Regions from separate parts of the Homo sapiens genome. Here region 2 is linked to region 1. A link is a contact called in ENCODE Hi-C or POLR2A ChIA-PET data. All regions are on one chromosome and are shown on one strand. Each heading gives the region's core, a stretch centred on a gene start or an enhancer-like site at or near the end of the contact. The rest is flanking DNA. Distances are from core to core; before and after follow the strand shown. Region 1 overlaps ETS1 (ETS proto-oncogene 1, transcription factor). Region 2 overlaps ETS1 (ETS proto-oncogene 1, transcription factor).

What was found. Hi-C counts contacts between places; a loop is a spot of excess contacts on that map. ChIA-PET counts read pairs that join two places held with the same protein, here RNA polymerase II (POLR2A). Pooled maps may share reads with other maps.
Region 2: POLR2A ChIA-PET joins it to region 1 with 17 read pairs in activated naive CD4-positive, alpha-beta T cell. The contact joins two enhancer-like sites. A Hi-C loop is called at or near these places in 7 of 50 pooled maps. POLR2A ChIA-PET finds 5 or more read pairs at or near these places in 8 of 52 experiments (CD8-positive, alpha-beta memory T cell, activated B cell, activated CD4-positive, alpha-beta T cell and 4 more).

What each region holds. Positions count from the first base shown.
Region 1 is chr11:128,480,337-128,485,541 of GRCh38, reverse strand. ETS1 (ETS proto-oncogene 1, transcription factor) reads left to right here. Exons shown (of 10, transcript NM_001143820.2): 7 at 471-719; 8 at 5,091-5,205. Among named protein-coding and RNA genes, the nearest start is that of MIR6090, 39 kb to the left of the region's middle. RefSeq lists enhancers at 1,995-2,064, 2,435-2,484, 2,665-2,744. Within about 2 kb of position 2,726, at least 13 of the 41 ENCODE cell types and tissues checked have a DNase peak (open chromatin) inside an H3K27ac peak, as active enhancers do.
Region 2 is chr11:128,576,345-128,582,065 of GRCh38, reverse strand. All of the region lies in intron 1 of ETS1 (ETS proto-oncogene 1, transcription factor), which reads left to right. All of the region lies in intron 2 of LOC105369565 (a long non-coding RNA gene), which reads right to left. Among named protein-coding and RNA genes, the nearest start is that of ETS1, 8.4 kb to the left of the region's middle. RefSeq lists an enhancer at 5,373-5,721. Within about 2 kb of position 3,850, at least 2 of the 41 ENCODE cell types and tissues checked have a DNase peak (open chromatin) inside an H3K27ac peak, as active enhancers do.

The DNA.
Region 1 (5,205 bases), core at 1,477-3,976:
GCACTAATGTAAGCTCTGAGATATAGGACCATCTTATCTGATGGCTGTGCTTTTACAGGGAATATGAAACAGGTTTTATTTTTTTCGTTTTATCTTTTTACGTTATTACAATTTTTATTCCAGTGACACAATGATATTAACTACTCTGTGTCAAGAGCTTATTGTGTGGGGAATGTTGGTGGGCATTTGACCTCTATCCTCATTTCATCTTCATCACAGTGCTCCGGGAAAAATCGCAATCACCCCCATTTTAGAGATGAGGATATGAAGTCAGGAAATCAATTACCTTGTCAAGGGCTAAAGCTGTTTAGTAGTGGACAAGGTTAAAAATGCAAGCTTTTCTGATTTAAAGTATTTTCCCTTATTCTCTAAGGAGCTTGTCCCACATCATAGGGCCCTGTAGATGGTGAAAACTGCTTATTTTAGGTACAAATCTCTCCTCTCTTTACTTGCAAACCCTTTGTTTCCAGGCTATGGTATTGAGCATGCCCAGTGTGTTCCACCATCGGAGTTCTCAGAGCCCAGCTTCATCACAGAGTCCTATCAGACGCTCCATCCCATCAGCTCGGAAGAGCTCCTCTCCCTCAAGTATGAGAATGACTACCCCTCGGTCATTCTCCGAGACCCTCTCCAGACAGACACCTTGCAGAATGACTACTTTGCTATCAAACAAGAAGTCGTCACCCCAGACAACATGTGCATGGGGAGGACCAGTCGTGGTAGGTCATATTTCTTCTCTAAAAGCTCTTGGGTTTACAAGAATTACCTGACTTTGTGAGTTTTTTTCAGGTTCCATTTTTTTTTTCTTATTTATTAGACCTGTAGATTCCTCAGTTTCAGCCTTCCCATCTTAGAGTGTCCAGATACTAAGAACTTTCCATCGTGGTGTTTTAGCCAAGTCCATTATTATGACAAAGGCCATGGGGTCCACAGTGAAATCAAAATCAGGCAATCTAAGAAATTAAATATCTTACTTGGGCAAAATGTTTTACTCAATAACTCTAGTTGAATTTGGTCATTTTGAAAGGTATGCTCTATTTTCCTTGAGGAGGACATAATCAAGTAAAAATGGTTCAAGTGGCCACCCTGGAAAACCCTTAAGCTTAGCATGTGTCCTGGTGCTCCTCCCAGAGGACTCCTGGGTCTGACTGTAGATCCTAGCTGGGTACCTGGAATGACCTCTGCTGGCCAGCCTGGGATCTTTAGCCTCCTGTGACTTTTTCGGTTTGGGAAGATACAAGATGGTTAACCAACGGTTTATTTGGAACCAGTCATCAGCAGTGTGGTGAAGTGTGTATTTAGCTAGAGGACCAGGGACGGAGGTGGCCAGGGGTTTCCAAAAGAAGGTAGTTTTGTTAACGTGACTATTATAATAGTGATAAAATATTCACTGTCAGGGAAGAAAGTGTTTAAAAATAGAGCTGGGTGACATAAAGCAAAAAAGGTAAAATGCACCCAATTTTTAGGAACAGGACATAAACACTCAGAGGTACAGCCTACCTAGTAAAGTGTCCAGATTGTTTTGTTTCTGAGAAAAATGCAATCTATTGTAAGAAAGGGTTTGTCTATTTAGCAAGAGCTAGATGATTTCTAAAAAGGTGAAAAACCTGACTTTTCTGGTGGGTAAATGGGAAAGAATTATAAATGGGAAGAGGAACAGGAGAAAGCTGATCAAGCGGGGCTTGGGTCAGATGTCAGGCTGGGGCTGGCCTATTAGTGATTTCTGCTCAATGACTGACCATATGCGGTGCCTATTGTGAGGCTCTTGGAGGAGAGCCCAATGGTACCTTTACTTTGAAGAATCATGGGTCATGCCCATTGTCGTCTTCTTCGAGTATTCAGACTCACACTTCCTCCTAGCAGGCCTAGGGATCACCAACAAGCCCTGCAGAGGGAAAGTCCCTGCAAAATCAGAACCCCTAATCTTCCTTCTTAAGGCCCCAGGGTGTTAGTGTTTCAGACCGAAGGGGATGGGTGGGACCAGTCGGCCTTCCCCTTTCTGGCTCTTTTTTATTTTTGGGTGCATGTCTATTTAAATACATACACACAAGTGTGTGTACATGTGTTTCTTTTTTATCAGGCGAGTCAAAGCATTAAAACGACTTTCTTCCTTGTGGGACTTTCTGTACATCTACACAGTGAGGCCAAGCCTGTGGGTTTGGGCTCAGCCATGTTGTAACTTTGGGTCGATCTCCTGTCACATTGTTTTGAAATTGCATCTGGCTTTGCATTTGTGTAATTGTCTCTTTCCCTCTCCTTTTCTTCATTCTTGGTTTTGGTCCCTACCACCCCTCCAACCCCAAACTAATGACTGTGGACCAAAAGTGACCCTTACAAGGAGACATGAGGTATTTCTTTCTGGCTCCACTCTTCTTCCCTCCCTCCAAGTTCAGGCCACAGAAACTTGAGGGGAAGACCATTTTGTGCAGGGCTGTTTTCTGCATGTTAGAAGTGCTGCAAACAGGGCCTATGCAAAGGGCCAATTGATTCTGAGATGCTGTGATTGGTCTAGACCGAAAGCATTACTGTTAGCTGATTGTTATTTATACTAACCATAGTACAGTATTCACGGGCTGCATTACAGCGTACAGAGTGCTTCTATGCCCCACTTATTTGGGCCCTAAGGACTGTCTTTGTACGAGTCTACTCAGTGGGTGGCTGGGTGCTGCCGCATCTTCTGTTTTGAGTGCTCTGAGGTCTGTTTGGTGGACTCAGATAGCTTTGGAAGGAGCTCGCCGAGGCCCTTCTCAGAAAGGCTGGCTAGTGGACAGTTTAGAGAACACAGGTTTCCCTACATGAGCGCAGCAGCATAACTGAGTATCTAATCCAGTTGGATTCTACCCATTTTTGGAGAAAATACCCGTAAATGAAGGTTCCCAGCACCAGGGTTGTGAAATCGAGCTAAAATGAAAGCTGCCTACCGCTGTAAACCACAACTCTCAACAGGGTTGCATTTGCCTCATGTTTGGGGGGTTGCCAGAGACTGGTTCTGGCTTGGTTTAGTCCCCTTGCTTAGTGGGACTCCTTGGAAACTCTACTATCTTGCTTGTGAAAATTCTGATGTCCTTTTTCTCCAAGTATAAAATTGGCTGATAGAAATGGAATCATTTCAGAGAGACTTTAGCATAAATACTATCGACTTGGTGCGGTGTTGATGAAAATATAAATTCTCCTTCTTAGGCTTTTGGTATGTTTGTCTCAAAGAGAAAATAAGTGACCATGAAGATCAGTAGCTGGTATGAACAAATACCTTTTTATGAGACGCCACAGAATTTCCTGTTCTGCTAAAACAAGGCTTTGACATTCTGGTTGTAGGCTGTTTTCTTAAATCATTTAGTGTGAATTTCTTGAAAGAAAATTAAATGATCTCTAAAAAGGTGAAAAAGATGACTTTTCTGGTGGGTAAATGGGAAAGAATTTTTAAGAATTATAAAGAAATATATATTCATTTTTAGTAAGAATGAAGAGGTGCCCTTTTGCTAGTGGACTGGGTGGGCAGGGCTGATAACTCCATGAAGCTCTTCAGTTTGCTTTCCAGAGATTACCCTCCTCTGAATGGATGAGTGGAGGAAGGAATGAGATGAAACGGATGACACCACCTTTCTGTTTAAAGCAGTTCCAGAGGGGGTCAGGATGTAGAGAAAACCCACAGCAGTGGATTTTACAAAAAGTACACACTCAACCGAATACATTTTATCCGGATCTTTAAACAATGTTGGGAGCAACATATTTTCCTATATATTTAATTTAGGTTTGGGCATCTGTTCATGTTTGATGTTTATTGTTTTAACCAATCTCCGCTGTCATGGAGGGAAAAATACACTGGAGGCACACTAATATGAAGTTGTATAAGTCAGCCTTATTCTGGGATTTGAAATTTATAGATCAACCACCCCTGAACAATTAAGAGTTGACTTACGGATATTTCTCCGTAAACATTTGTCACATCCCTTTGCCTTTTGGCCTGTGCTGAATTGAGGTGACCATCTAGTCTCCTATGATTTAACTTAGGTTACTTGAAAAGTATCTGAAAGTTGCATATAAAAACCATTCCTGCGAGCCTTTTTCGCTCTTAGATTCATTTGTTTTCCTCCAAAACTATTTTTTTTTTTTTTTTGCTAGCCTCCTTTTTAGTGGCATTTTTGCCAATGGAAATTTCTCCAGGAGCTATTGTGCAATCATAGCAGCTGTTTATAACCTGGTTTGGGAAATTAATGAACTTGCATGATCTTGTGGTCAGTTAAGAATGCCTTAAGCAACTCACACAGTAAAGGATTTCTGACACTGCTGTGGACCTTAACTCTTTAATAAACCTTTTAAATATTGCCTACACTTTTCCAATGAAGTTTAAATTTCAAGTACATAATTTTACTTGGAGAGGATAAAGAATATGGTTTTCTGTTTAGAAGAGTGATAGTGTGTGTGATTTTAAAAAATCTCTTGGGAAAAGCATCTTACACCATCTTACTCTATTTGAAAAGGCATAGGGTCAGTACATGTATTTCATATTAAAATAGTATTTGGGAAAAATGCTAAAAAATAGCACTTAGTTCCAAGGTCAAAACAGGCTAATCTGCTCTTAGTCTAATGGGATTCTTTTTTCTTATGACCAAAATGTTTTCCAAACTGGGCCTTTTGAAGTCATCTCATTGGCTTGAGCTGGAGTGGGGAATTCAGCCTGACATTGCTCTGATTTCTTCATTTATTCATTGGGCCTACGACATCAGCCAGAAATCATATCATAACATGTGTGATCCTCAGCTTCTAGATTTCTGGCTTTAGAACTCTTGAGGACCCAAACGCTACTCCGACAGATGTGAGCAACGTTTGACTCTGAATCTCTGTACTTGGAGTTCTCAAACCAGGCAGCAGAGTGGCCGTGGACCCTCGGATGGTGGCCTAGTGCAGCCCCTTTCCTCAGAGTAAACCCATGACCCCTGAAGCTTCTGTTCCCACTCGCCTCTCCCTTCTTCCGTCCTTCCTGCAGATCTGATTAGCAATCTGTCCTCCATAAGAGGGTTTTTACAGTTTTTTTTTTTTCCCACTCCCTCCTCCCCCTGTCCTCTTCCTACCTCCTCCTTTACCTCCAGGTAAACTCGGGGGCCAGGACTCTTTTGAAAGCATAGAGAGCTACGATAGTTGTGATCGCCTCACCCAGTCCTGGAGCAGCCAGTCATCTTTCAACAGCCTGCAGCGTGTTCCCTC
Region 2 (5,721 bases), core at 2,601-5,100, 95 kb before region 1:
AGCATTATACTGAGAAATTGGAACCTTACATTTCGGGTAATAAAACAAATGAAACTCCACCATGAAAATCACAATCAGACATAGTCCAAGAAGTTGCTTGCTGGATTTGAGAGATCTAAGGCAGCTGGTATCTTTTAGTTCAATTTTAAAGGGGCATTATTGCAACTATCCAGTCCCCTCTCATTGTTCTTGTAATATCTCTTTCTATTTATGGTGCCTCTCAGTTTTGTTGAGAATTCCTTTAGAGCCAGAGCCAAGTCTAAACTCTAGATTATGTCTGACATGCTTCACAGGCTAAGAGTCTGTAATGTAATTCTTTAAAATGCTAGTCTCTTCAGAGGTTTCATTGGCAGCATTCATTGGATTAGAGTTGACGTTTTTAATCTCGTGGCCCTTCTTTGCATTTGACTTGGAAAACAATCTCTTATTCCATGGCCTCTATTACGACCATTCTTGGAAAGCAAAGAGTACTCTACATTATTCCTCCAGCTTATTCTTTTTTTGTTTTGAGGTTCGAAGTAAAACACAATCCTTATTTATTTATTCAGTTATTTATGAGTACTTACCATGCTTCTGGCTCAGGAGTACATCCTAAGGCCAAGTGTGATCATTTGTTGAATTTCATGGTAAAATACAGGATTTGAGGCATAGCATTTGTACACAGGCTATGGCCACTTTTATGGTAAGGCAGTGTATTGAATATTACCTTTGATCTTCAGGAAGATGTTCTGACAGAAGTATGATTGACTAGAAAGTGTAGATTGTTAGTATTTCAAAGGTTTCAGAGACTAGAATTGGCATTTTCTTAGTTAGATTCCTAGACCTAAGAGTCGGCAGGTTTTAATGTATTTCCTTGATGCCTAGGAGAAGCAAGACCTTTCTGTCCATTGTTGACAATGCCATTTCAGTACTGTATGGTGAGGGATTTGTTTCCACTGAGAAGGAAATGCATAAAATAATCTATGAAGCATTCCTTATTTCTTAACTGCTATGGTATACCAGAGTAAAACATCTTCTAGTCTTTCTCTTTTTCAGGAGATAGTAGCGAGTTACTCCTCAAGGAAGGGTAAAACAATATACTCTTTAAAATTATAATGACATGAGTTCATTTTAATATTCTAAGAAGGATTCGTTGAGCTATGTCAATTCATACAGGACTTGAAAGTGTTATGCTTAATTAGGAGATGGGTTTATTTTTAGAGAAATAGGAGATGGATATGACTCATTTCCATTTAAGCAAGGGTTGGCGGAATAATTATAGTGAAGTTGTGAAGAAACAAAGACTGAGATGTTAATTGTACTGTGAGTTGCTGCTCTGTAACCTTAGTGAAAGAATAAATGCACTTAGCTTAAGACACAGAAGACAGTAGCCCATAATTTGGAACACAGCCTTCATTTGTCAGTGCTGGCTACTTAAAATAAGAAGGAATATTCACTACTACTGTAATGTTGGATTACTTAGTCAAGCAAATGAGGTTCTTGTAGATTTAGTAGTGAGACAGAAAAACCATCTTCAGTTCTTCTAATCCTTTTTCTTTTCTATGCGTTGTAACCACAAAGTTTCCATGGGGAGTAAGGAATGTTCAGCTTTCCTAGATATGATGGATCTTAAACCTGAGTTCTTAGAGAATTGGATTTGGGAGCTTTTGTTACAGTGACAGGTCAGGGAAGACATCTACTCAAATGATTTGGGAAATACACGTGGGCTACTCATGAGAATCAGAAAGAACACACTGAAGGAGTATAGATGAACTCATCAATCTGGTACATCCTATAGTTTAGAGAAAAGTGCCATCTTGCTTGTAGTTAACTCTTGAGAAGCCTAACCTCAGGGTCACACAAGGACACACTTCATCACAGGGATTTTTTTTTTTTTTTTTTTTTTTTTTAATGTCCAAACGATAACTTACTCTCTTGGATAAGCTCAGGACGCACAAGGATTGTACACACCAACTCTGTTTCAAGTACTTTAGGTACTTTCCCTCATTTAGTAAACAGACACTTGTTGCATGGCTACTATGTGTCATCTGAAAAGACACCATCCTTACTCTCAAGTTACTCATCATTCAGGAGCAGAAACAGGCATAGATACAGGAAGTGTCATGAACTTTGTTACACCGTTACAGTAAATCCCATGGAGGGGCATCAAGGAGGTCCATGCAATTGCCAAAGAGGGTAGGGGGGAGGGGAAAGCTTCCTGAAAGAGGAGATACTCTGAGTCTTCAAAAATACATTTCTATAGTATTCAGAAAAAAGAAATTAAAACTCTATACATTGTAGATTAAAGATGTTGCCTTGGTAGCCCAGGTGTTGCCTTTAGTTTGGCAAAAGTGCTGTTGTTTGGAGCAAGTTTTTTTTACATGGTTAGTTGTTTTGGACACCAAATTCTTTTTTTTTTTTTTTTTTCAATGGAGTTTTGCTCTTGTTGCCGGGTGGGAGTGTAATGGCGAGATCTCGGCTCACTGCAACCTCTGCCTCCCAGGCTCAAGCGATTCTTCTGCCTCAGCCTCCCAAGTAGCTGGGATTACAGGCATGTACCACCACACCTGGCTAATTTTGTATTTTTAGTAGAGATGGAATTTCACTATGTTTGTCAGGCTGCTCTTGAACTCCTGACCTTGGGTGGTCCGCCTGCCTCGGCCTCTCAAATTGCTGGAATTACAGGCGTGAGCCACCGAGCCCAGCCCTGGAAGCCAAATTCTTTGTCTCCTGTATTCCAAGCCAAAAGGACATGCTTTTTGTTTGAATTGATAGGAATCCTAAATTATTGACATTAGGATAAATGCTCATTGGAAATCTATTCAAATTTTGCATTGTTTTCAAAGAGGAAAGGCTGGGGTGAGGGGTGGTGGGGAGAAATCTACATTTTCTGCCACAGCTTTATTGTGCTTTTGAATTCCCCATGTGCCATCTTCATACCCAGGATATGTTTTAACCATAATTCATTGCCTATGAAGCTAACATGAAGACGAGAGGGCAAGTTGAAATTTAAAACATGATGCCTTTGTCAGTGGGAGTCTAATTTTGGCTGGTCTATTATAGAATGCAGTTAGTCAATATGTATTCAAATATGGAATGCATATTTTCTTTGTCCCCAAAATGCTCTTTTTCGGCATTTAGTGGGAATGTAAAATATTTTAGGAATTTTTATAATGACAAAGAATTGGGGACAAATTAATTATACGATAATAAGAGGCTCTTTAAAAGTATGATATATACATACAATAGAATACTTGGCAGTCATCATCTTTAGGATAGACAGCCACATTTATCAACAGAGAAAAATGTCCATAGCATTATGTTAAATGTCAGTGAACAAAGCAGGTTACAAAAGAACATGTGGAGAATAATCTCATGAAGGTAAAATTGTAATCACGTGTGTGTGTGTGACATCTATGTTCGTTTAGATAGATTAAAAAATACCCAGAAGAATATTGAACAAATTATTAGTATAATTATCTCTACATGGTGAGGTTTCAGGTGATTCTAATATCCATCTGTTACTTTTTTGTATTTTAATTTTTGCGGTAACATTGTATTAGTTTGGCAAAAACTGCTGATTTCAAAAGAATTTTGTTTTCAAAAGAAAAAAATTAAAGTGTAATTTACTTGGTATTTACCTAAAAGCGTAGTTTTTCTTTTAGGAATACATAACCCCAAATGAAAAAGGCTTAACTGATGTCAAAGTTATCTAGAAATACAGCCAAGCAGGGTCAGAGTTGATGTGAACTGGATTCAGCCTTGATTCAAGCCTGGTCTCTTTGGGATTTCTTGTTCTTCTGCTGCCTTGGCCTGAACAGTCCCTCTCCTCCCTAATTTTTCCTTTATTCTGTGTCTCTCAACCTGCCCTGCCCTGCCCTGGCAAGCTTTGGGTGAAAGGAAGTGAGAGCCTACAGGTCCTGGCCGGGTTGCCAGTTTGGGGAGGGTGGGAAGTTGGAGAAGTGGTCACTCGCTCTATGAAGAATAGAACTCTCTAGAATCAAGCAGAACCATAGTTTTAAAGTGATTTTTTGGACATGAGACACCCACATAAGCCAAAGTGTTGACTTTTTTGTCTTCTCCATCTCATGCTTGTTTCTGTCCTCGCCATCCAGGGTGATGAGGGTGCTTAGAGAAGCATCTTCTCTCTCTCTCTCTTTTTTTTTTTTTTGGCTTTTTGGCAGAAGAGAATTCCCTCCCACGTGACAACTGCTTGAACATCAGCTGCACCAATTTTTTTCTTAGCATTGCACACGTTTATTGCATAAATGCAAAGCAACTGTGGCATCTGAAGATTTACTCCCCAGCTAAGCAGCATCCATGAGACCTGTTTGGGTGCAAAAATGATTTGGACGCTGGGTAACAAAGGTCTAGAGAAGCATCTTCTCTAAGCACAGGAGGAGGCTGAAGACCAGGAGTCTGGTCTCAGCTTGGCCAATTAGCAGCATCGCCTTAGTCTTTCTCCTCATTTGTAAAAAGAGGGGTTTACACTGAAAAAGTGTGTACAAGTTTTCTAACTTACACTATTGTATTTAACAGTTATCTATGTGCCAGCTACTTTCCAATACTGGCCTAGGATCCAGGGATCTGGAGTGAATAAATGAACTAAATCTCCCCCTTGGGGAGCTTAAATTCTAACAGAGTGGACTTTGGAGAAGACAACGAACAAACACCTAGGTGTCAGAGTACGGAGAAAGGCGCTGCTATTCATATGCGGTGATGGGAAAAGCCTTCTTAGATGAGGGGGCATTAAATAGCTATGTGAATAGAAGGAAACGGTTTTCCCTTAGAAATGGATCATGAAACAAACTGATTATTTCAAGTGGTTCTTTATCTAGACCTGCAATCTATTCAGATTCTCTATTTTGAGGAACAAATATATTCACATCTGATCTACCTCTTACATTTTTAGTCTTGTGAGACCAATTCATTCATTTACTCATTCACTGATTTAAAAAAACAATGAGTTTCCATTATGCCCCATGGTCTGTCTTAAGTGCTGAAGACAAAAATGAAAAAGGCATGGTGCCTGCCTTCAAGTAGATGAGAATTTAGCTGGAGAGACAAACAGAAGCAGATGGTAATAAAACAATGTGATAAGCACCGTGATAGAAATACACTTTGGGAACATAAACAAGGAGCCGCTAACCCTGGCTGGGGTGAAGCGTGGCTCAGGAAGGATTCCAGGCTGCAATAACCTCTGAGCTGAGCCTAAAACCCTGAGGAGGCAGGGTTCACTCATCTTGAGGGTGGATGGGCATTCCTAGCAGAGGGGGTAACATGAGAAGGGCAGGGGAGTGAGACCTGGCAACGCGTGCCTAAGAAAACAACAGAGTTCCATGTTGCAGTGGAGGGTGCAGGGGTCACGGCGAGAGGGGGCTGGAGAGGTGGGAGGGAGCATGGGGGGGCACAGCAAGCCACAGTCCAGAGCAGGGCAGCCTCCTTTCTGACCCACTTATCCTGCGGCTCAGGTGGCGCAGGTCCTTTTCAAGAAAAATAAACTCAGCTCTGCAAGACCCTCTGTTACCCAGCGTCCAAATCATTTTTGCACCCAAACAGGTCTCATGGATGCTTCTTCGCTGGGGAGTAAATCTTCAGATGCCACAATTGCTTGTATTTATGCAATAAACGTGTGCAATGCTAAGAAAAAAGTTGGTGCAGCTGATGTTCAAGCAGTTGTCTTGTGGGAGGGAATTCTCTTTTGCCAAAAAGCCAAAAAAGAAAAGAAAAAACAAACGCTAC